Regions from separate parts of the Homo sapiens genome. Here all the other regions are linked to region 3. Evidence: chromatin loops called from intact Hi-C (ENCODE). Cell type or tissue: ascending aorta. All regions are shown on one strand. Region 1 overlaps LHFPL2 (LHFPL tetraspan subfamily member 2). Region 2 overlaps ARSB (arylsulfatase B). Region 3 overlaps LOC124900191 (a long non-coding RNA gene).

Evidence for each region. Hi-C counts contacts between places; a loop is a spot of excess contacts. Peaks named below come from ENCODE experiments on the same cell type or tissue, not always from the same donor. Only the 100,000 strongest peaks of a DNase experiment are listed, where the experiment ranks them.
Region 1: it touches region 3 in a loop (2.5-fold over the local background); 5 of 110 quality-filtered maps call a loop at or near these places.
Region 2: it touches region 3 in a loop (2.1-fold over the local background); 3 of 110 quality-filtered maps call a loop at or near these places.

What each region holds. Positions count from the first base shown.
Region 1 is chr5:78,529,137-78,537,136 of GRCh38, forward strand. All of the region lies in intron 3 of LHFPL2 (LHFPL tetraspan subfamily member 2), which reads right to left. Among named protein-coding and RNA genes, the nearest start is that of LHFPL2, 120 kb to the right of the region's middle. RefSeq lists an enhancer at 3,824-4,323. In ascending aorta, CTCF peaks have their summits at 4,421 and 4,637; DNase peaks (open chromatin) are centred at 423, 1,435, 4,955, 5,385 and 1 weaker place; H3K4me3 peaks cover 944 bases; H3K27ac peaks cover 7,594 bases.
Region 2 is chr5:78,827,255-78,835,254 of GRCh38, forward strand. The region is part of intron 6 of ARSB (arylsulfatase B); the gene reads right to left. Among named protein-coding and RNA genes, the nearest start is that of ARSB, 150 kb to the right of the region's middle. In ascending aorta, no CTCF peak of the experiment used is centred here; a DNase peak (open chromatin) is centred at 3,067; H3K27ac peaks cover 3,528 bases.
Region 3 is chr5:78,742,905-78,750,904 of GRCh38, forward strand. The region is part of intron 3 of LOC124900191 (a long non-coding RNA gene); the gene reads right to left. Among named protein-coding and RNA genes, the nearest start is that of LHFPL2, 98 kb to the left of the region's middle. In ascending aorta, no CTCF peak of the experiment used is centred here; DNase peaks (open chromatin) are centred at 3,287, 4,273, 4,910 and 5,247; H3K27ac peaks cover 3,845 bases.

The DNA.
Region 1 (8,000 bases), 210 kb before region 3:
TTAGCCAGACATGGTGGCATGCGCCTGTAGTCCCAGCTACACAGGAGGCTGAGGTGGGAGGATCACTTGAGCCCAGGGGTTCAAGGCTGCAGTGAGCGATGATTGTGCCACTACACTCCAGCCTGAGCAACAGAGTGAGGACCTATTTCTAAATAAATAATAAGAATTAAAAGTTTGCGCAGACCAACACCTGGAATCCTGTAGCAACTGCCTTCATAAGAACTGAAAAGGACTCTTACTGATGACCTCGCTTTACTGTCACAGTATTCCTGTGAAAGGTTGAAAAGCAGAGAGAAAGTATAACACTTTTCCCTGAAGCATGAAGCCACACATTGCCCCTGGAAAGCATTTTGCAGCCTAGCAGTAACAGGGGGTTGGTGCAGGATGGAGCCAGGCCACGCAGCAAGGCTGGCATGTAGCATACGGGAAGCGGAGCTTGCAGTGAGCCGAGATTGCGCCACTGCAGTCCGCAGTCCGGCCTGGGCGACAGAGCGAGACTCCGTCTCAAAAAAAAAAAAGAAAATGCTCACAGCTTTAAGAACAGAAAGCATTACATGACGAGACAGATGAAAGAATTTGTGAAACAAATCACTGAATTTTTGCAATATTAGAGAGTCTCAAGGAAGGAAATCATCTGACAGACTGAATCATAAATTTGTGCAATGCAAGAATTTATAAAAGCATCAGGGTGTGAATCATACCCACAAAATGTTTTTTAATATCTTTGCAAAAATCAGGCTCATGAATGTACCAACTCTTCCAACAGCACTTGTCTTTTTATTTCAGGTATTAACTGATTTACAACTTATTTTAAAAATTACAATAAAATCTACCTGCAAGACCAAATTTGTGGAAACTGGAAGAAGGGAGAGAAAATAAACTAGTTCCCAGAACAGAAGATTGGGCAAATGCCATTTTGCCCATGCCAAGTTAAGCCATAAGATCCATCAGGCACATTATTTTTAGTAAATTACTCAAGGACATTCCAATTCATAGCTAAACATCATCAGTAAAATTTTTTCAAAATTGCAAATAATTTTTTTAAATTTTTAATTTTTTAATTTAAAAAATGAGTTTCTCTGAAATACCAAGTGACTGTTAAAAATAATGAAAAAATTCTAACCCATGTCTCTAATAATCAAATTATACCATTAGTATTTAAAAACAGAAAATTAACCATTTTTGGTTTCACATATACATGTGGCTTTAGTCTACTGTTTCTCTAATACTTCTTGTAGAAGCATAACCACTAAGAAGGTTCACATGAAATCAGGCTGAACCATAAACAGTCATCCCAAGAGATTTGTCTACACACGGAACAGGGTGCTGGGGAGTGAGTTCTCCCTAGATATGATGTATTTATTCATTTATTCCCTTCCTCAAAGCGTCCATCATGGAGTGAGGTCATTTGCCCTGAGTTCTACAGCAACTGATAAGGCCTTGTGAGTCAGTGGTTCTTCCCAGAAGTTCCATGCTCCATGGCTGCTGACTCTGTACCTATTGGGTCAGGCCTTATTAATCACTTTTATAACATGGAACCCAAACTGATCATAAGACTCTGACCACACAGACTCATCCTTGGTCACCAACAACACCTGTACCTGCCAGAGAATTCCATATGCAAATATGAAGATATGACTGCCCATTTATTCTAGAAGGATTAGGATTGTTTCTTATCAGGTATTGGGTGGCAGAAAGAATGCCCCATAGCCCCTGCCTTGACAACGGTGTCCCTTCAACTACAAGTTTACTCATTTCATCACCAGCAATGCAAGGATTTGAGTAAGCAGAGGGTAACATTTCTTTGGCAGAGACTGCTAGGTTCCTACCCAATACCCATTCTCCCCTTCTTCATTAACAGAACCTATGGCCAGGCCTGGCATAGAGTAGGACTCAGCAGAGGCACAAAATTTAAGGGGGTGCAAAATGGTTTAATCATGATAAATAATATTTTATTATACAATATTCTTAAAATCAAAATTTAAAAATTCACAATGAGCCGGGCATGGTGGCTCACGCCTATAATCCCAGCACTTTGGGAGGCTGAGGCAGGCGGATCACCTGAGGTCGGGAGTTCGAGACCAGCCTGATCAACATGGAGAAACCCCGTCTCTACTTAAAATACAAAATTAGCCGGGCATGGTGGTGCATGCCAGTAATCCCAGCTACTGGGGAGGCTGAGGCAGGAGAATCGCTTGAATCCACGAGGCAGAGGTTGTGGTGAGCACAGATCGTGCCACTGCACTCACTCCAGGCTGGGCAACAAGAGCAAAACTCCATCTCAAAAAAAAAAAAAAAAAAAATTCACAATGAACAAAACATCAATTTTTAAAATAAAGATAGCATCAGCATTCCTTTCTTTTTGCCTCAGGTTCCACTATGGCACTGCTATACTGAAATAAAACATTCTTTACCTTGACGATTGAGTTTCTTGGTGCCCCCTTAAATTATGCACCAAAGGTGAATGTCTTACTCACCCCACCTCAGTCCTGGCCCTGAATAAAACCCTACTTGATGGGGTAGCAATGGGCCCGGCTCAAAAGCCTACATTTCTCAACCTCCTCTGCAGATACAGTGGCCAATGAGATGGGGATGGACTTCTGTGAAAGCTCTTAAAAGGGATCTGACTCAGCTTCTTTCTTGAGACAGGGTCTCGATCTGTCTCTCAAGCTGGAGCACAAGTGGTATGATCTCGGCTCACTGCAACCTCTGCCTCCTGGGCTCAAGCGATCCTCCTACCTCAGCCTCCTGTGTAGCTGGGAGTACAAGCAGCACCACCATGCCCGGCTAATTTTTTTTTTTTTTTGAGACAGAGTCTCACTCTGTCACCCAGGCTGGAGTACAGTGGCACAATCTTGGCTCACTGCAACCTCCACCTCTCAGGTTCAAGTGATTCTCCTGCCTCAGCCTCCTGAGTAACTGGAATTACAGGCACGTGCCACCACACCCAGCTAATTTTGTATTTTTAGTAGAAATGGGGTTTCACCATGTTGGCCAGGCTGGTCTCGGATTCCTGACCTCAAATGATCCACCCGGCTCAGCCTCCCAAAGTGCTGGGATTACAGGTGTGAGCCACTGCGCCCAGCCTAATTTTTGTATTTTTAGTAGAGATGGGGTTTTGCCATGTTGCCCAAGCTCATCTCGAACTCCTGGGCTCAAGCGATCCACCTGCCTTGGCCTCCTAAAGTCCTGGGACTACAGACATGAGCCATTGCACCTAACCCTGACTCAGCTTTGACCTTGGCTTTTCTCCTGCTAAGAGATGTGGCCATAAAGCCTCCTGTGGTCATCCTACAGCCATGGGGGACTTAGGGAATGAAAGTCCTGTGCTATTGATGATGAAGCAGAAAGACAGAAAGAGCCTGGGGCCCTGATGACATCATGAAGCTAACACCGTAGTCCACCTGCTTCGGGATCTCTTCTGTTACCTGGAAACAACAAAACTTTTAATTTGTTTAAAGCACCATCATTAGGTTTCAGTTAATAACTGATACATGCAGTTCTTCACTGAGATACTATGAATCCTTTTTTAAAAAACTGAATAATAAAACCATCACCGTCATTTAAATGGGGCTGTTCTAGAGAAATGCCACCGAGATGCCACTTTTTCCATCTTATTAACCAAAACACCAGCCTTTTCACCCTGACAATTCTAGGGTCAGTTTACTATTACCATGATCATTTCACTTGCCTTTCAAGTAATGTCAGAGGCAAAAATCAGGGAGGGGCAGGGATTAGAAATGTTTTCCCCAATGGTGAGCCAGGCTGACAGCACGTGGGCCTGCTGCACGTGGACAAAGGGACACACCGAGTGAGGCCCGTGGTGCCAACAACCCTGTCGTGCTGCAGACTGGGCGGTGGCCACTGACTTCAGGGACCATCTCTTGTCCTCTCTCCTCTCCCTCTCTGAGTCCACTCACAGCCTTACCGATGTGGCCGAGTAGACCAAACCCTCTGCCTCCTCAGGATGCTAAGGATTTACTGCTCTACGGGGGTGAAAACTAATTCCTTAGGTCCAGGTCAGTGCCGTCAGCTTTTCACAAACCAAGATTCCAGAAGATATCTCCCCCATTCCTGATACTGCTCCCAATAAAAGAGAAACATCACTATATGAAGATAGAGGCTGAGGAGCACTGAACATTGAGCCTTCACCGTAAGATGTTTTTAAAGAAATGAAGCTCTGTTCTATCTATTAGGTATGAGAGTAATGCCAACCATATGAACAAAGTGCTGCCTGGTGAAATTCCTTAGAAGACTTATGACAAATGCATATGAGAAGAAATGGTAATAAACAAGTATTAGTTTGTAAAAGTCCTGTTCACGCTGTGAGAGTAGGGGATGGGCGGTGTAGGATGCTATGGAAAAGGTAAGTATAAGCACAGCTCTTCTATCACCTTGAATGAAAGACAGAGGGAAAAACGCCCTCTATGGCTAGAACAATGTCAGTGCTTGAACTAAAGGTTTATAATCTGGTCAGAGCACCCTTTTAAGCAGAAGAAAAGCAAGCATCATTTACATTTCTGCCTGCTTGTAGGGGCTAAGTCATAAGCCATGTGCCAAAACCTCATCTGCAGGATCAGCTCTGAAAAGAGAAAAAGAACTCTGCCAAGCATTTATCAACACCTGAAATTGTTGCTTTTCATTCCCAGAACTGAAGCTGTTTTATTGAATTTTTTAAACCTGAGGTCCACCACTCCCCTCCAAATCTACAGGCCCTGCCTCGGGTTTTAAACCATTGCTCTAAGAAAGAAAAAAGATGCCAGAGATGCTATTAGTACAACAGAGGAGTGGAGGCCTGAGCCCTCCTGCAGCCCAGCAGAGATGCCAAATGCTCCAGGGAGGAGCTTCGTGCGACCTTCCCGGACCACTCAGGAGAGCAGGGCTCCACAGGAAGGCCCAGCAAGGAGACACATCCAATCACCGATGCTGGGGCAGGGAGAGGAGGGATATGACAACAACAAGGCTGGACCCACTGCCCCAGGAGGGTACATGTCGGAGGCTCTCAGGGGTCCAGAGACCTGGCTGTACAGTCCCCTGGAGTCCCTCCTGGAGGGACAGCAGAGGGGGCTCTCAGGAGCCGTAGGTCGAGAGAACAGGAGAGGCGGCCCCTGGGCCTGGGCCCCGCAGTGTGCTCCACAGAGAGGACAGGAAGCACAGGCCTCCTGGGAATCACCATGACGCCGAGAGGGAGAAATGGCCGGGAGTCCAGGGAGCTGCTCTGCCTCCAGCCGTGTGTCCTCGAGCAGGCTGCACTGCTCTTCCAGGGCCGTAGCAGGCTCCCCCACAAAGGACAGGGCTGTGAGCAAGGGAGCGGCTGCAGGACCCTCACAGCACCCGTGTCTATGACTCCCCCATTCCGCGGCCTCCACCGCCCTCCCCAGCGCTGACTCACTCTGGTGCCTTGTGACTGCTGGGTTTTCTTTTCCTGACTCAAAGCAAAATAGGAACAGAACAGTGGAACTCCAGACGTAGGGCCCATCTTCCCTCCTTCCCATGTCACTGAAGCGGCTCCAGGTCCTTGAGGGAAGCAATGGCTTTAGCTTTGGCTTCCAGTCCGTCACCGAAGGCCCAGGGCCTTCTCAGCCCAAACAGGCAGTGTTTTGTCAGGAGGCCCCATCAACAGCAAATGGTGCCATGAAATCACAGCAAGCTCCTCCACTTCCAGCCACCTTGCCGTCCTGGCAAAACTCCCCGGACCTGCCAACATGTGTGGGAGCGGGTAGAGGCAGGGGCAAGGCCTGGGGAGAAACACTGCCAAAGTCACACGGCCGCCTCAACTTCAGCTTTGCAGATCTTAGAATATTATTTTTTGCCCTCTACTGTAAGTTGACGGCAAAAACTTAAAAGCTTTAATGGCATTTTGTCATAAGCTGAACAAGTTTGTTGGAATGTACGGAAAAAACCCAACGACTTCTTAGGAGGAGAGAAAGCCCATTTTCTAGTGTTCTAGAACTGGTTCCATTACATTTTCTTCCTCTGAATCCCACAAGAGGAAATGAGGCTTCATCTGAACCCCAAGCCACGCCACAGGGTCAGACATCAAGGAGTGGTGTCGCCAGAGCAGGCCATTTGCCGAGGGGCTGCACGGACAGTCCTGAACTGGCACTACGCTGAGCGCCCACGTAGGCAGGGTCCTGGCCTTCCACCCACCTCCTCCCTGAGCAAATCAGGGAGGACAGACACAGACACTGACAGACAGACCCCCCTCAGATTCCCCAGATCTGGAGCTGCCTCCCTTCCCATCTCACCCCCTGCTGCCTGCCTCATCTCTCAGTGCCTCCCAAAGGGAAGAGGGGATTGTCCACGATGGCTAGTGTGAGGGGAGGAATAAAGGAGAGCAAAGACGACCTAGGACCCCCTCTCCCACCAGAGCCACACAAAGCCAGAGCAGCCAGGGGACACTAAAGGGGCCAGGAGAGAGAAGGCCCCTCCCTCACCGTCAGCCCCCAGCGCTGTCTCCTCCCAAGCCTGCTCCACCTGCTAGCTCAGCTCCCACCCCAATGCTGATGCTGCAGTAGGTGGGTGAGGCTGAGACCCACTCCCCACCAAGCCTGTGGCTGGGGGCGCCTCTGGAGCTCCTATCTAGCCCCGACACTGCCGCATGGCTGTAGCTTCCTTACGGCAGGGGGAACACCTTGGGGAAGGGCAGGCTGTGGCTCCTCCCAGACCTGACCTCAACATTTCACATGACAACAGGTGCCGGACTCTGACACGAACTCATAACAATCTATAGGTTAGTATCAAAATCACAAGTGGGAGCCCCCCAGTCTCAGAGTTCTGAGCATCAGAATAACTGTTTATGCCCTACGGGGACCTAGGCATTCTCCATGGGGACATGGGAGTCACATGGCGTGTGGGACACCTGTGCAGAGGTATTCCTGGCCTTTCTTCTATGAAGACCACCAGTCACAGCTTCCATACCAAAGCTAACTAACGCTTATCAGGAGCCCATATCAAGAACAGGCCAATGCAAGAGAGTCTCAAAAAGGCCCCAGTGGCTGAACGTGATCCCATGGAGAGTGGGGGGATCAGAAACAGCTAATGGGATGCAGAACTCATTTCGGGGCTGGGGAGGGGAGGATGCCGTACCAAGTGGGGCTTGGCCGTGGCACTGTAAATGGCTGTTGCCCCTACTGTCCAGATGCAAGCAGTCGGCCGGGCGCCCAGAAAAAAGACCCATCCAGAGGAAAGCCCTCCAAGAAAATAGGCGAGTGTCACTTACTCTTTGCCTCTGGGATAAATCTCAACAACTCATAGAACCAACACAAGTTCTGGCCTTTTTCTCTCCCAAACATGGCCTTGTCTAATTTGTTCTCCAAGAGACCACAGAGCCCAGTAAGAACTCTGGCCTCTCAGGGAATGGTTTTATTCTTCCCCAAAGGGAAAAACTACCTACATCCTCATGAAAATTTTAAATGACCAAAATGATTTTTACCTCACAGTTTCCACATCTGGGCCATTCTTCTGCCCTTAGAATTCTCGTAAAGCCTATTCCATTATTTTAGGACAGTCTCAGTTATTCATCAGCTAGCTCAGGGCTGTGTTTTTCTGAATTAAGTCATTATGTCTATTATACAATGTTCAGATTCTACCCAGCCATATGCATTTTTACCAGTAAAATCACAATATACAACACTTGTAATCTTGTCCTTATATAAGTGCCACCACCACCATGCAGCAAAAACGTTATAGGATGACAATATGACAAGAAACAGCTGTCAAACACTGGCTTTTTTCCAGCTTCAGCCAAATTCAACAAAAATTGAGCAGGGTAACTTCCTTGTGTGTCCGCCTTCAGTCTTCCTTAAAGCCCTGAAGATCACAGAAGCGCTCCAGCCCCTTGCTCCTCTAAGTGTGCTCCCTGGACCAGCAGCGTTGGTGGCACCTAGGAGCTTGTGAGAACTGTGGAAGTTCAGACCCCAACCCAGACCCACTGAATCGGAATCTGCATTTCACATTCACAGGCACATTAAAGTTTAAGAAGCGCTGCTCTACGACTG
Region 2 (8,000 bases), 84 kb after region 3:
CTGGAGTGCAGTGGTGCACTCTCAGCTCACTGCAACCTCTGCCTCCCCGGTTCAAGCAATCCTCCCACCTTAGCCTCCCTAGTAACTGGGACTACAGGTGTGTGCCACCATGCCCGGCTACTTTTTTGTATTTTTTAGTAAAGACGGGGTTTTGCCATGTTGGCCAGGCTGGTCTTGAGCTCCTGGCCTCATGCAATCCACCCACCTTGGCATCCCAAAGTGCTGGGATTACAAGCATGAGCCACTGTGCCCAGCCCCTCCTGCCTTTATACTTGAGATTATTCTAACACTTTGCTGAGATGGATTCCAAGGATAATCCAGCAATATCATTTTTAGTAAAAACCAGCCTACAAAGGAAAATTTATATTTTACTCATATGACTGAATCAGGCCCACCCAGGACTTCCTCTTGGTTGAGGCACTTAAGGATATGGGACTTGGATTACATCTATCAAGTCCTTTCAGGCAGTGCCTAAACCAGCCTTTGTTTGGATAATTGGGAGAGAAATGGCTAGACTTTGACTAGGGCTGTCATTCCAAAGAATTCTGGGACCCACAGTCCTAACGGCAAAACAAGAGTCTCTACAAATAAACTTCCACAATTTCTGATTTTTTTTTTTTTTTACTTCACTGAGAGTTTCCGGTCAAACAGGAAGTGCTGAAACCCCAGCATCTATATAACCACCTGTGGAATTAGCAGATTTTTCTTTATTTTGGGATTAAAATAGTGCAGACACAAAGGGACTTTCCTGTGGACAACAGCAATAGCTGTTTTAAAAATTCTACAAACTAAGAATAGGAGGGAGTTTTCTTACACTGATAAAGAGTATAAAAAAAATCTGCAATCGATATCATACTGAACGGTGAAATGTTGAAAGCTCTCCCTAAATAGAAATAGAAAAAGCCCACCAAAATATTAACAATGCTTATTTCTGGGTAGCAGAATAATAGGTTTAGGGTGATTTTTTTTGTGTGTATTTTTAAAAATTTTGAGCTTTTCTGTATTTTTAAAAATTTCTTGCACCACCCCCCCATCTATTATTTGTACAAAAGGAGCTTCCCTGCTGCATACAGGATGAAATCCCATCTCCTTAGTGTGACATATTGTCCTTGTTTAGCTTTCCCATCTCTTCTTTCATGCCTCCCCTTTGTCCCCCAAATAGGCTCACACACCTTTTGCTCACAGCCTTTTCTATTTCCTTTGATGGTCTTTTCCACCTAGGAACTCTTTGAGGTTCAGTGGAGGTGAAAGAGGGCCTGAGTGTTTTAGCCCTCCTTCACTCTCATAGCAACTATCAGACTCCATGGAAATGATCTGACAATTAAGTACAACTTGTAACGTCTCTACCACCATAGCTTTCAACTGTTATCTGATTTTCTTTTAACTTTTTGTATGTTCTTGTTCTCTCCAACTAGGTTATAAGCGACTTGTTGTATTTTTCATGAAGTCTAGGGCAACACAGCAGGTATTTGTGGTAGCAGAATAATGGCCCCCTAAAGATATCCACGTCCCAATCCCCAGGACCTGTGAATATGTTAGGTTACACGGCAAAGGGGCATTCAGGCTGCAGATGGAATTAAGATTGCTAATCAGCTGACTTTCAAATAGGGAGGTGATTCTAGATTATTTATCCAGGTGGGCCCAATGTTATCACAAGAGTCCAGAAAAGTTGAAGAAGGAGGCAGAACAGGTCAGACAAGATGAGATGATGGAAGCCAGGTTCAAAGAATGTGCTAGAAAAGGACCCAACCTTCCATTGCTGGCTTTGAAGATGGAGGAAGGAGGCCATGGGCCAAGGAATGTAGGCAGCCTCTAGAAGCAGGAAAAGGCAAGGAAATGGGATGTCCCCTCAGCCTTTGGAAGGGACTGCAGCCCTGCCAATCGGTACCCTGGATTTAGTCCAGTGAGACCCATGTCAGACTTCTGACCTACAGAACTGAAAACATTCAAAAAATACGAAAATAGAGTGATGGTTAAGTATTGGTTGTTTTAAGCCATTGAGTTTATGGTAATTTGTTTGATCAGTGATAGAAAACTAATAGTGTTAAATATTCTTTTCCTTCATTCACATTAAAATCAAGAAAGATAAAACTAAAGTTGTTGAAGTAATGGACAAATTTAAAGATATCCTTTTTGAGAACACCTTTCCTAATCACTCCCAAATGCTGTCACTTCTTCATTTGTCCTTACTGCTTATATTATATCACTTATCATTTGTTCTACTTTATTTTATAACTGTGTTAATATCCTTTCCTGGGCATATGTTTTCCTCTGATTCAAAAGAATCTTTAGAAGCAGGGGCCATATACTCATTCCCTAGGTATTTTCTGCCAGAGGTAACAGACTTCAGTCTATAAATGCCTGATTACTAACATCTTACATTATGGGTTACTAAACAGGCCGTTTAGTCTGTTTTCAACAACGTCCCAGAAATGTTTTCAAAAGTTTTATTTCAGCCTTATACACAAGCACCCTAAAACCCCTAAAAATTCTGACAAGATCAATAAATATTTACAAAATAGATTTACTTTGTAAATTTTAATTTCATTGGATATGTTCCCTAAAATTTTATGAGGTTTTATGTTTTTACAGAATTTTATGGTAGACTCTTTCAAGAAAGATGGATATATTTATCTTTACAGATGGTAAGACTGGGGAACTGAGGTAGGAGAATGACTGGTCCAGACTGGGAGAGGAAAAAAGGAGTCTGGACACCACCAAATCTTTACCAGACCTGGGGAGGCTCCAGGGTGGAAGACGGAAGGGGCGGAGCCACTGGACCTGAGAGGGACTGTTTGGAAGTTAGTCTGCTTTTGTGTTGAAATTCAAAATCAGCATAGAACCTTTAATCAACTATAATTAACAGGCTACACTTGGAAGCTATGGCTAAAATTTCTAGGCTGTACCAGAATTAAAGAAAAGTAAGCAAATAAATAAATGGTCAGTTGGACATGAGACAGTTTGGCATCAAAGTAACCCTGGGGAAAAAAAAACAAACGCTGATGTACAAATGGAGTTATGGGCCACTAACCACGTGGTGCTGTAGAGAAGGGATCTGGTGAGGCAGCTGGCCCTTCATCAAATGGCCTAACTCCAGATGCAGGGCCAGGCCAAGTCCTTCAGGTCAGCTTCTGTGATCTGGCTCAGAGAAGCCCTAGAAAATGTTGCTTACCCTGATTTCTCCAAACATAAAATTGGGGCAGCGGGATTTGCCATTTCTGCGTAGCCTAGGCCAGTGGTGAGAGTTAATTAGTGTTTTTAAAGTGCTGTGGATTTGGTTTGGTTTGTGTATTTTCTCGGGATGAAAGCCAGGATGCCAGCACCAAGTGTTAACAGTGAAGGTTTCATGCGTGCTCCTTGAGATGTGCTGTGTGAAGTGGGGTGGAGGGGATACGAGGCTTGTGGGACTGCCTTTGGCATCAAAAAGGCCACATTTCCAAACAGACTTTAGTGCTCCCCAAAGCGGAGGGGGCAGACTAGAAGCCTTTGAAAATTAAAAAGGAGAAAGCTATCTGTGTTTTGGCTCTGTGATTGAGGGCATGTAGCAACCCACACCAAGGAAAATTTGACGAGCTGCTAAAGACAAATATTGGCAACTAGAGACGACACAAAATTCTAACTGCTCTGACCTAGTACAGGCAGGCACGGAAGCAGCAACTCCCACTCTATAAGAACCCAGCAGATTTCAGATATTCCATGCTTACCGGAACCCTCCTTGGAGGTGGTTTTCACAAATAAAGCTTTATGGCTTTATTCCTGATTAAGGAAGTCACATGTGCTCATAATTTAAAATTAAAACTAGAGAAATACATAAAGTGAAAAGTGCAACTTTCCCACCCTGCCCCAATCGTAGCAGCCAGAATGTAATTGTTGTTCACTGTTGTTTGGACATATTTACAGGAGATATTGTTATAATCGTTCCCAACGTATAGGTGATGAAACAGATGGCTGGAAGAACTTACCCACAAGCTCACAGGAAATAAGTCAGAGCTGGTATTGAATAAAACCCAGGGCTTTCTGGCACCCCCAAACTCTACCTGTTTTACTAGGTGACACTGCCCACCCCACACACAGCTCCCTCATCCCCCCAGCACCCTCCAGTGGAGTGAATACAAGGCACTGACAGGGCTTCCATGACTAGCTCTACAAGCAGAAGCTACCACCATCTGCAGAGTCAGATTACATGTGAATCTAGCAAGGCTAATGTGACTACTCGACCCATTTTTCCAGCCTCCTTTAAATGAGTCATGTCCCATCAACATGCTATTATATAGGTGAGATGATCGTAACTCATATCTGGGTGCCCTTCTCCCACAAGACAAGGGTAGGACACAAAGCGATGAGACCTGCGAAATCAGTAGGACATGATGTACATGCCGGGTCTGAACAGCCCTGAGTTCCAGCTCTGATATTTAACAGCATGCATGACCTGGTGCCTCAGTTTCTTCACTTGGATTATAAAGAGTGAACAAACTGCCAAGGGGCCCTTAGCCTCTGGCATTCTATGCAATGCTGAGCAATCTGTAGCAGGGTGAGCCCCATGCATTCCCCCTAACTCTTGATTCTGCTTAATATCTAATTTCAGGCTGAAAGAAAGATGCCTCTGTGTCACTACTTCTCTAATAGACCCAAAAAGAAATAAAAATGCCTTGAAAATGATGTATGAAATTACTATTGTTCTCATTAGACTGATTCTAATCGAATCAGCTGATGATAAATTATTCATTTATTAGCGTGCATTCTTTCAATATGTATTAATCTCTTATACATAAGACACCGAGAGAACTATACAATGAAGCCTTGCTCTCCTTATAGCTCCGGATGGGGAAAACACGTGAATATAAATACTGCACTATGAGGCAGCAAGAGCTCACCGTCCTGGGAAGCTCCAGAGAAACTCAAGGGACTCAAGTTCAAAAGAATCAGAGAGGGCTTCACGGAGGAGTAGGAATGTGCACTGAACTCTACAGAAGGCGCAGGGCAACAAGGGAGATAAACAGGACTGAAGGAGGGCATTGCAATGGTGCTGAATGGTGGGCGTTGTAGGAGGGCTTGCTAGTGGACAGCTGGGAACCACCAACAGCCTTCCAGCAGGGTGGGGAGAGGCTGTGTCCATGCCCTCTTCCAGACTCTTCCAGACTGGGTTTTAGCCAGACCTTTAGGTTTGGCTTTAGCTTAACTGATCTCGAGTATTTATAACAGTACCTCATGCATCCCAGGCCATCATCGTTTATTTATTTACTGAATAAACAATCTTGGAAATGGCAACATAATACTGGGAAATGGCTCTGAATGTCGCTCTGAGGAGGAAACAGGGAGCAGCTCCAAGCATTCCAACCTGGACGACTCTTGGATCTCAAGCATGGATTTGGCAATTGCACCACAGAAAATGTGTGTGTGAGAGAGGAGAGGGTGGGAAGAAGGCTGTTCTTTCACCCTATAATCAGGAGCAGAAATAACATCTCATTAGAAACTTTAAAGAGAAGAGGGCCTTTAAATGAAATAGTAACAAAGCTGTATGGAATCACTTTGAAGAGCTGGCCTTTGGTGGGGTGGAAAATGCTAACATCTGTCACTGCCCTTCATCTATAATCAAGCTTCTACCAGCAGAATGTGTGTGTCTCCTGTGTGTGCGTACGTTTTAAATATATACACCTATGTTACATGATCGGATATGTGTGTTCCAGCCATCATAGAATGCCACGTCTGACTTCCAAAGTGAGTCGTGGTCTCAGATGGGGCAGGATCATTACTGCAGAACAGCCAAGATCAAGCCCGGCACCTGCAGGATAGGTGTATATGTTTTTCCTCAGGCAAAATAATGCCTTTGAAGCAGTTCTCCTTGTGGTCTGAGCCATGCTTGCTGGGGCCTTGCAGGAGTGTGGAATTTGGGGCTGGAGCTCTCCTTGGAACCATGTAGAGCTGAATTCAGACCTGCAGGACCTCTTGCCTACCCTGGGATTATGGCTGTTCCCCACCACTTTAGAGGTTTCCAGGCTTTCCCACTAATCAGCTTCAATGGTGCTATTCCCCAGGCTCTCTCACGGGTTTCTTACACTGACCACCCTGTGCTGCTGGACGAAGACAGAAGTATTTTAAAGACATGGAGGAATAAATAATTCTTAGGAGTTTTCTCAGAAGGGAACAAAGGAAAAGAGAAGGGTACTATCTGAACAGAGACCAAAGCACTTCCAAGGTTACTTCAGAACAAAGCCTTCAAAAATGAATAAAAAGTCTCCTCAAAGCACACAGGAAAGCAATTACATCCCACACTCTGACACAGGTCATGAAGCTGGGAGGCAGTGGAGGGAGGAAGGGGATAAAAGCAGAGCTAGGGTTGGGGCACTGAGATAACCAGTGAATGATGAAACAACCAGAGGGAACATCCCAGAAAACAGGAGCAGAACCGAACTCAGAACAGCAAGAAGAGGCAGAGCCCCAGACTCAGAGGGAAGTCAGGCCGAGCCAGGCCAGAGGCAAAGGCTTTATAAATCTCTATTTGTCTATTGAGGAGGTCTGGGAAAAGGGATGAAGTTGGGCAGGGAAATCCCACATCATCTTTTCTGGCCGATCTTTTCAATGCAGGGAGCGATGAGGGTGGGCACTTAGAAGCTGAATGAACAGTTTCAAACATCTGTATATAATGTCAATTACAACTTAATAAGTGACTTGTAGCTTCTAAGTTATTTTTACTTAGGCACAAAAGGTAGGTTTGGGGTTTAAAAGGAGTATAAGTGGCCATCTGGAGGTACTTTTAGGCTCAGGAAAGGCTGTAAGACAATAAAACAATGACTTTGACAGGTTGATCTGTTTATCATTCATTAGCAGATATTTACTGATATTAACCCAACAACTTACTACGATGTTAGGTTCTGTGCTACGGAGACCTTACTGTGCATATGGCAGTAAATGAAAAAGATAGAGACCCTATTCTCATGCAGTTTCTCTTCAGTTTTGGAAGGAGGGAAAGTTACGTTTTATTTATTTTTTATATTTTTAAATTGTGGTAAAATACAAACAACATAAAATTTACTATCCTAACCACTTTTAATTGTATGGTCCAGTGGCATTAAATACATTCACGTTGTTATGCTGTCATCATCACCATCCATCTCTACACCCACTCAACAATCATGCCCCATTCTCCCCTCCCCACAACCTCAGGCAACCACCATTCTATTTTCTGTCCCTATGAATCTGACCACTTTAGGTACCTCATGTAAGTGGAGTCATATAGTTTTTCCTTTTGTGACTTGCTTAGCATAATGTCTTTAAGGTTCATCCATGTTGTAGCATGTATTAGAATTTCTTTCACTGTTAGTGCTGGATACTATTTCATGGTATATATATGTGTATATATATATATATATATATATATATATATATATATATGCCACATTTTGTTTATTCATCCATTCACTGATGGACATTTGGGTTGCTACTACCTTTTGGCTGTTCTGAGTAATGCTGAGTAATGCTGCTACAAACATGAGTGTACAAATACCTGTTCAAGCCCCTGCTTTTAATTCTTTTAGGTATATACTCAGAAGTGGGATTGCTGGATCCTATGATAATTCTATTTTTAATATTTTGAGTAATCACACAATGTTATTGTCCATAGAGGCTACATTATTTTACTTTCCCATTAACAGTGAATAAGGGTTCCAATTTCTCTACATCCTCAACAATTCTTATTTTCCCCTCCCTCCCTCCCTCCCTTCCTTCCTTTTTCCACTCTCTCTCCTTTTCTTTCTTTCATTTTTTAAATTGTAGTCATCCTAATGGTATAATTTACGTATGCATCCTTGAGACTTTATGCTTTACTGCAGAATGGTGAATCTCCTGATCTATGAGAGATTTGGTGACCCCTGGTGTGTGTGCATGTTTCTCTATGAATGTGTACGTGTATCAATATTTTGTGCCGATCTTTGAGTATTTTTACTGTTAGTATCCAAGCCACAACCTACCATGTGCATGTGACCATGAAAAAAATCCTGACT
Region 3 (8,000 bases):
AGATATTATTTGTAAAATAATAATACTTTTTTAAAGTAAAGAGATGGACTTAAAATACATTTTAAATATCAATGAAAACAAAGTGGGTATAGCCTTATTTCTATCAGTTACTAGTAAACCATATCTCCAAAAACATACACTTAATGATAAAATATACGTCTTATTAGGAAGATATCACAATTCTAAATTTGTATCCACCTAAAAATCTAATCTTCAAAATAATATAAGGCAAAAACTAACAGAACTAAACAGGAAAATAGACAAAAATATTAATTTAGATTTAGTGGGAGGTTTTTTCTTTTTTCTTCTTTTTTTTTTTTTTTTTTTTTTGAGACAGGGTCTTACTCTGTTGCCCAGGCTGGAGTGCAGTGGTGCAATCTCAGCTCACTGTAACCTCCGCTTCCCAGGCTCAAGCCATCCTCCCACCTCAGCTTCCCGAGTAGCTGGGACTACAGGCACATGCCCCCATACCTGGCTGATTTCTGTATTTTTTGTAGAGATGGGGTTTCCCCATGTTGCCCAGGCTTGTCTTGAACTCCTAAGCTCAAGTGATACAGCACCGTGCCCAGCCTAGCGGGAATTTTTTAAAAAACATATTTTGTAACTGAGAACAAGCAGATAAAAATTGGTAAGAACACAGAACACTTTAGCAACAAGTGCCAAATAACTTGAGAGATAAGATGGAGCATTCAACAACTACAGTGCATATATTTGTAAAGCATATATATAGAAAAATTGATCACATACTGTGTCATAAAGCAAGTTGAAACAAATTTCCAAGGATTGAAGTTATATAGCATATGAAAAGAATTGCACACCGCAGATGAAAAGAAATCAGTACCAAAAAACCCTAGAAAACCTTCACATCGGCCAGGCGCGGTGGCTCACGCCTGTAATCCCAGCACTTTGGGAGGCTGAGGCGGGTGGATCACGAGGTCAGGAGATCGAGACCATCCTGGTTAACACGGTGAAACCCCGTCTCTACTAAAAACACACAAAAAAATTAGCCAGGCTTGGTGGCGGGCACCTGTAGTCCAAGCTACTCGGGAGGCTGAGGCAGGAGAATGGCATGAACCCAGGAGGCAGAGCTTGCAGTGAATGGAGATGGCGCCACTGCACTGCAGCCTGGGCAACAGAGCGAGACACAGTCTCGAAAAGAAAAGAAAAGAAAAGAAAAGAAAACCTTCCTATCTATGGAAATTAAGAATATGCTTTTAAATGTCCTCTGGATCAAAGAAGAAATCAAAATGGAAATTAGAAAATATTTTGGAATGAAGTGAATGAAATCATGAAGTGAATGAAAATGCTACATATTAAAATTTGTAGTAATCCCTTGCTTTGAAAGCATTGCACATTATGTATTGACTTTCTCCTATGGAAGAGCTAAATTTAACTCCTTAAAACCTTCCCATGTTTCCCCTTCTCCCAGTATGTCCCTTCTTTCCATTCTTCATTCTCCCAGATAGTTATAGCACATTTTGGTTAAATTAATAGTCGCTAGTTATATTATTTGACTATATAAATATTTTTCACAAAACGTGAATGGGATAGATGTTGCCTTCAAGGCAGATCAGTCTTTACCTCTTACCTACATAATTTACTTTCTTATTATACTTTTGCTATCCTCAAACCTCCTCACTCCAGCTGCCAAGGACATCAGCTAACAATAAAGTAGCTAAAAATCTCCACAATCCAGACAGTTAAGGGCAAAAGCTTCCCTGATCAAATGGCAACTCAAGATGGAAAGGGATGTGTTTGTATATTGCAAGATGGCAAGAGCAAAGCTAAGGAATGCACAAAGGAAACAGTGTTAAAAAAATAAAAAGTAGTAGATGCTTTCAAAGTGGCTGGGGATAGCTGCTTCTTTTTGGCTGTGAGAGTGCAGAGCAAGAACAGACTGAGCTGAGCATTCTTAATGATTTTATTACAAGAGAAATATAAAAGTTCAAAATGGTCTATTTATTTTCCTCCTTTTTAATATGGGGGGGAGAGGGAGGGAGACAGACAGACAGCTCCCAGGATACACATCCATTGCTTAATGGGTGTTCCCTGGGATACAAGAACTGTGCTTATGAATTTGAGTATCGAGTCCTTTCTGCTGCAACCCCTAGGAGATACTCCTCTTTATATACTAAGTAGAAAGGGCATAAGCAGAAAAGAAAGGAAAAGAATCCTCTTTCCCAGCCACAGCAGGTGGGGAGGCAGAAAGCAACTGTCTTTATTAAAGGCATCGAAGCAGAATGAATATGGTTTTGGTGTTCTGAGTTCCTGATTGGAAGCCAAAATTCCTTTTCTGACAGAAGCAGTGTGAACCCATGTAACTATCAGGAATTGTCACGTAGGGTATATTCTTGTGTCAGGATGGTAGCAGAGAATAACAGATATCATCTATAAAAAATCAGAGTTAGGGTTTTACTTTTCTCCTGTTGAAACAGATTTCTTTGGAAGAGCTGGAAACTTAACAACTATTCATTTTTCCATTCATTCAGCAGATATTTATGAAACACTTATGAGTACTAAGCACTGAGCTAGAGCTGAAAAGTCCTCTCAAAATGAACTTATAGTCTAGTAGGGGATGCAGATATAAAAAGACACTCACAACTGTACAATAAAGTTACCCTGGGTAGATATGGTGCTGGGGGCACCAGGAGAGGTAGTCTTTGGTGCAGCCTGGGTGGATGGATGGGAGGCTTCTGGAAGAACTGTCATCTAAGGCGACACCTAAAACTAAGGATTTGTAGCACTGCAGCTATGGGAAAATATTATTAATCCCAACCTTCAGACTTACTAATTTATAAGACCTAAGTGACATGTAAGTTCAAAATCGATTGTATGCTACTTTTTCCTACACAGAGATTGAAGTCAATCATACTCATTGCTGCGGATGCTTCTGAAGCTTTTCACCAGTTGCCTTATCCCTGAAACCCCTTCTTTTGCTCTGCTCTCCACATCACCACCTGAAAAGATCCCAACCCACTCAGCTGCTTTGTTCCACTTCTTTCTGACCCATTTTGTAGCACTGCCCGAAAACATTACTTGGAAATTCAATGAGAGTTCATGGTGGGGAAGGCTGGGAACTGCTTTTTAGAACTTGCTCAGAAAATGCCTTCAAAATGTAACTAGCCAAGTCTAGCTTTTGATCAAATTTTAATGATCACTCTGATATAAACCACTTTCTATTCCTGATCTGTTTCCCAGGACCTTTCCTGCAATTAATCATCAGCTAAATAGATTCAGAGGGCTCCAGGCCAAAGTAAAAAATGCTCCGAGGCTTGCAAGTGTCTCAACAGATTGTGCAGGAACTTTAGTGAGCATTCTTTATTAGCTCAGACTCACTCTGGGCCGCCTCCACAACCTGAAGTAAGGCTGGCCTGTTACCTTTGTTTCCTCTAGTTTCCATGGATACCACCCGAAGGAGCTTTGAAAGTTTCTAATATAGGCTTCCCTTCTTTTGATAATTCCCTTGGAAGTCTATGGTGGGGTCTATATGGCTCTTAGTTTTTAGATGACATGGCATTCTCTCCATCACCTACCCCAATGTAGCGCTGATGCCCTCCAGTCATTGGGAAGGCAGTGTTGGGATGGCCCAAGCACACCAGGGCTGCCTCTAGAAGCCACATTTCTTGGACTTGAGATTTGAACCTTGTCAGGAACAAAGCAATTAACTGAGTTCCCCGTAAGTTGGCCGGACAAGTGAAGTGAGCTGGAAAATTGAGGTAATTTTCTGGACCAGTCAGACTAGAAACAAAAAATAAATGTAAAAGCAACCCAGCTTCAACTTTCTGGATCTTTCAGTAAAATAATTTCAGCCCAAATGATCTGGAGAATTGCCTCCATTTTATGTTGTATTGTGGACACAGTCTTAGGGAATCCATTTGCCCCCCCAAACCGGACATCTCTACCTTGAATGCACTTTTATAAGAAGTGCTTCCTGGTTTCCCCATTTTTTTTTTCATAATCTATGTAGAGGATAGAATCATTCCTACTTTTTCTTCCCCAAGCAATGCTTGCACATGGTCACAGTTGGAAGCCGTAACAAGCAGGATGGAAGAAATCACATCCTATTCACAGCTAACAGGTGAACCTGCAAATTAATTAACTGGTGGAAATGCTCAAAACAAGTCGTTAAGGAGCCAGGTAATGTTTGTGGATGAGCTGCGTGCAGGTGGGCTGGCCATAGCCATGGCCCAATTCCTCACACGCGTCTGGGCGGTCCAGAGGGCGGGGTAAGGGGCAGGGAAAAGGGCAGTCGGGAACTTTTTTTCCTTGGCAGCCCATCTGCTGAGGTCACAAACAAGCCACACTCCAGCTGCTCTGCCATCTCGGCCTTGTGGGTGGTCTCTCATATACTCGACCAGCCACACAACACAGCCCACCCCCTGCTTATGGCCTCTGCCAGAGTATTTATTAGGAACCGTGCCTTCTTGGAACACTAAATAGCTAGGCTTCATAATTAAAGACTTCATTAGTTACTTGTTGCGAATTTCCATGGCTAATGGGACTCAGGGCTGCATTATTTATGGCATTGGAAGGCTTCCCATCAATCAATCTCAGATCTCCTCTTTTGCCAGGTGCCCACCACACACCCCCTCCCCACAAGTCTGCCAGCAGGATGGGAGGTAGTCAGTGCCATGGTTAACAGGAAAAAAACTCCCAGGGTCTCCACACTGGTCTGCATGAATTCATAGTGAGGCCAAAACTAGGCTGGGAAATGGAGCAAATCTGATGCCCATTTATCATCTTTTAATTGTCTTCTCTTCTTGCTCATCTCATAAGGGGGCATTTCAGCAGATGAGGCTGAACTTGCTCCATGGCCTGTCTTTCAAGATTGTCACTCTAGGGATTATTTTAGAAGCTCTTTGGGGCAGAAGAATGGAGACCTTTAGAGAAAAGGAGCTAAGAAATGCGTTCAGAGCTGCCAAGGAAGCTGGCAGAATACGATCATGAGATCAGTACATTTTTCCTTGAAAGAGTCATTGTGTGGCCTAGTTTGAGAAAAAGCTTTCTTTTCTAATTCCTACTGCATGAGAGAATGCATAATATCAACACAGCTGATATTTGATTACTACCTCATTTCAGGGACTATTCTAAGCTCTTTACCCTCATTCTCTCATTTACTCCTTATGCAGTAGCTCTACACCACAATCTGTTCTCCTCTTCCAAGAGTCGTAGCTGGAACATGGCTGTCCAGCCTGGGACTGCATTCCTCGGTCACCCTGGAAGCCAGGTGAGGACATGTGACCACACTTTCACCAATGGAAGCTGAGCAAGGGCCTGCCAATCTCCAGCCAGAGCTTTTAGAAAGCAGGCTGCCTCTTTGATGTTCCTTCCTCCTTTCCTGTTAGCTGAGCTGGTGGAACATGGAGTGGTCTTAAAACACAAGTTGGGCAGGCTTCGTAGCTTACGCTTGTAGTAATCCCAGCACTTTGGGAGGTCAAGGTGCGCAGAAAATGAGGTGAGGAGTTTGAGACCAGCCTCACCAACACAGTGAAACCCCGTCTCTACTAAAAATACAAAAATTAGCTGGGTGTGGTGGCAGGCGCCTGTAATCCCAGCTACTCGGGAGGCTGAGGCAGAATTGCTTGAACCTGGGAGGCGGAGGTTGCAGTGAGCAGAGATCACGCCACTGTATTCCAGCCTAGGCAACAGAGCTAGACTCCATCTCAAAAACAAACAAACAAACGAACAAACAAAAAACACAAGTTGTTTATCAGAGTTGGTGTCCAAGCCACTCACCATTCCAGAGCATCCATCCTGGGTGGTTTTGTGACAGAAATAAACTGCTTGCTCCTTAGCTTGCTACATGTTAGGGCTCTTTATTAGAAAGCTTATCTTACTACCCTAGCATACTTTGCAACAACCCTCCAATGTAAGTTTATTTATTTTAATATTTTTTAGAGACAGGGTCTTTCTCTCTCATCCAGGCTGAAGTGTTGTCACACCATCATAGCTCACTGTAGCCTCAAACTCCTGGGCTTAAGCCACCCTCCCGCCTCAGCCTCCTGAAGCACTGGGATTGCAAGCGTGAGCCATTAAGCCTGGCCTTTAAATGAAACAAACAAACAAAAAACAACCCATTTTACTGCATTTACAAAACTGCAACTCAGAGAAATAAGGTACTTGGTTTAAATTCATCAGTTACAGTGAGCAGCACTGGGGTTCAAATCTAGGTTTCTGAAACAATCTATGATGATAGGGGGCAGAGTGGTGGTTCCCCGGGGGAGAGTGGATTGACTGGCAGGGTGCACAAGGGAACTTTTTTTGTTTTTTTAAGAGCAAGGTGCTTGGATTAGTAATTATGTTTAACATTTAGACAACATTTTATCATTAAACAAGGCACTTGCATGCAGATAACTCATTTAAGCCTCACAAGCACTCTGAGGAATAGGTATTATTCTTGTACAGATGAGATTGAGGTGTGGACAAGTGAGATATCTTTAAAACAGTTAATAAGAAGTGGCTCTAGGATTTGAACATGGATTTTTTACTCTACATCCTGGACCCATTCTATTATACAAGTGCTGAAGAAACTCTCCCAGGTACAAATTCCAAAAACCAACTTATTCTAGCTTAAGCAAAAGACAAACAAAAACCACACACACACACACACACACCACCCACCTTCCTATGTTTGGTCACATCACTGGGGACCAGATTCCTTGTTCTTTTTTTGCAGCAGTAGTCTTTCTCCACCTGGCTGGAAGAAAATGGGGCCAAAGACAGCTCCAACTTATGGCTTCCAAGCTTAGCCACTCATTAGGAAAGACTGAGTTCTTGCCCATTTCATTCATATATATATATATATGTGCTAGGGAAATACCTTTGCTGGACCAGCTTGGGTCTCTCGTCTTCCCCATGGGCTATTCTTTGAAGCCAGGGGGATGGAGCAAGACATTGTAATTAACAGTCCCACTGGAACCACTATTAGAATGGGTAGCCCACCAGGAACAATTGTTCATAGGAAATGGAGGGAGGAGGATGCTGATGTCAGAATCAGGAAGGGATGTTGGGCACACAAAAACAGACCCACTCTCCGTATCCCGCATAATGGAAAGAACTCCCTGTAGAACTGGCAGCAGCATCCCTTAGTTTGGAAAACTCTATCTATCTGCACACACACATGTAAAATTATTTTTCAGTCTTGCTATAGACATCCTATTGTGCAGTGTGGTCCAAAAAGTTGCATTCCATGACTTGCCTGTTTATTCCAAACCGTCTCTAGAACTTGTTAGTAGCTGCTTTTTAACCATAGTGCCAGGAGAGTCCATTCAGTACATGTGCACAGTCCTGTCCCAGGGAGAGCAAAGTCCCTGATTTAAGGTATTGAGGGAGTAAAATAATTGCACATATGTGTGGGTATGTGGGTGCTGTGTGTGTGTGTGTGTGGAGGGGTTATATTCACACTTAGTTTTCTGTCTCCAGGTTTTCTCTCCAGTTTCTGTCTGAGGATCAAAATTCATTTTCACAACAATCTCTCGGCAAGAAAGAAAGACTAATAAGATGTCAGATATACCATTCTGTCTGTCCCTCAGGCATGCAGGGGTTTTTGGCAGTGCTCCCAGCCAAGGCAATGCACTTAGTTACCCCATGGTCCCAACTGCTGTGCCACAGACATGAGCTTCACAGTCAACTGGAGCAAGAAAACAAGTGGACAGAGTTGTTCAGTCTGGCAGGAACTGTCACCTCTCCCCTCGGGCATGTGAGCTCTCTAGCAACTTGTGACCCATTTCTAAGGCTCCAGACATTTCTGTTCCATGCATTATATTAAACAGTAGAAACTTTTTAAACTTTTAAGTTAAAAAAAAATTAAACCCACAGTAAAACATACATTTTACATTGACTTTGTACACTCATATATACAATATAACCAAAAGCATTTCTTGAAAAACACCCGTTCCTGTTTACCCTTACCCTGTTTGTTGTACTCTGATATAGTTTGAATTTTATTTATATTTATTTATTTATTTATTTTTATTTTTTTGAGACAGAGTCTCGCTCTG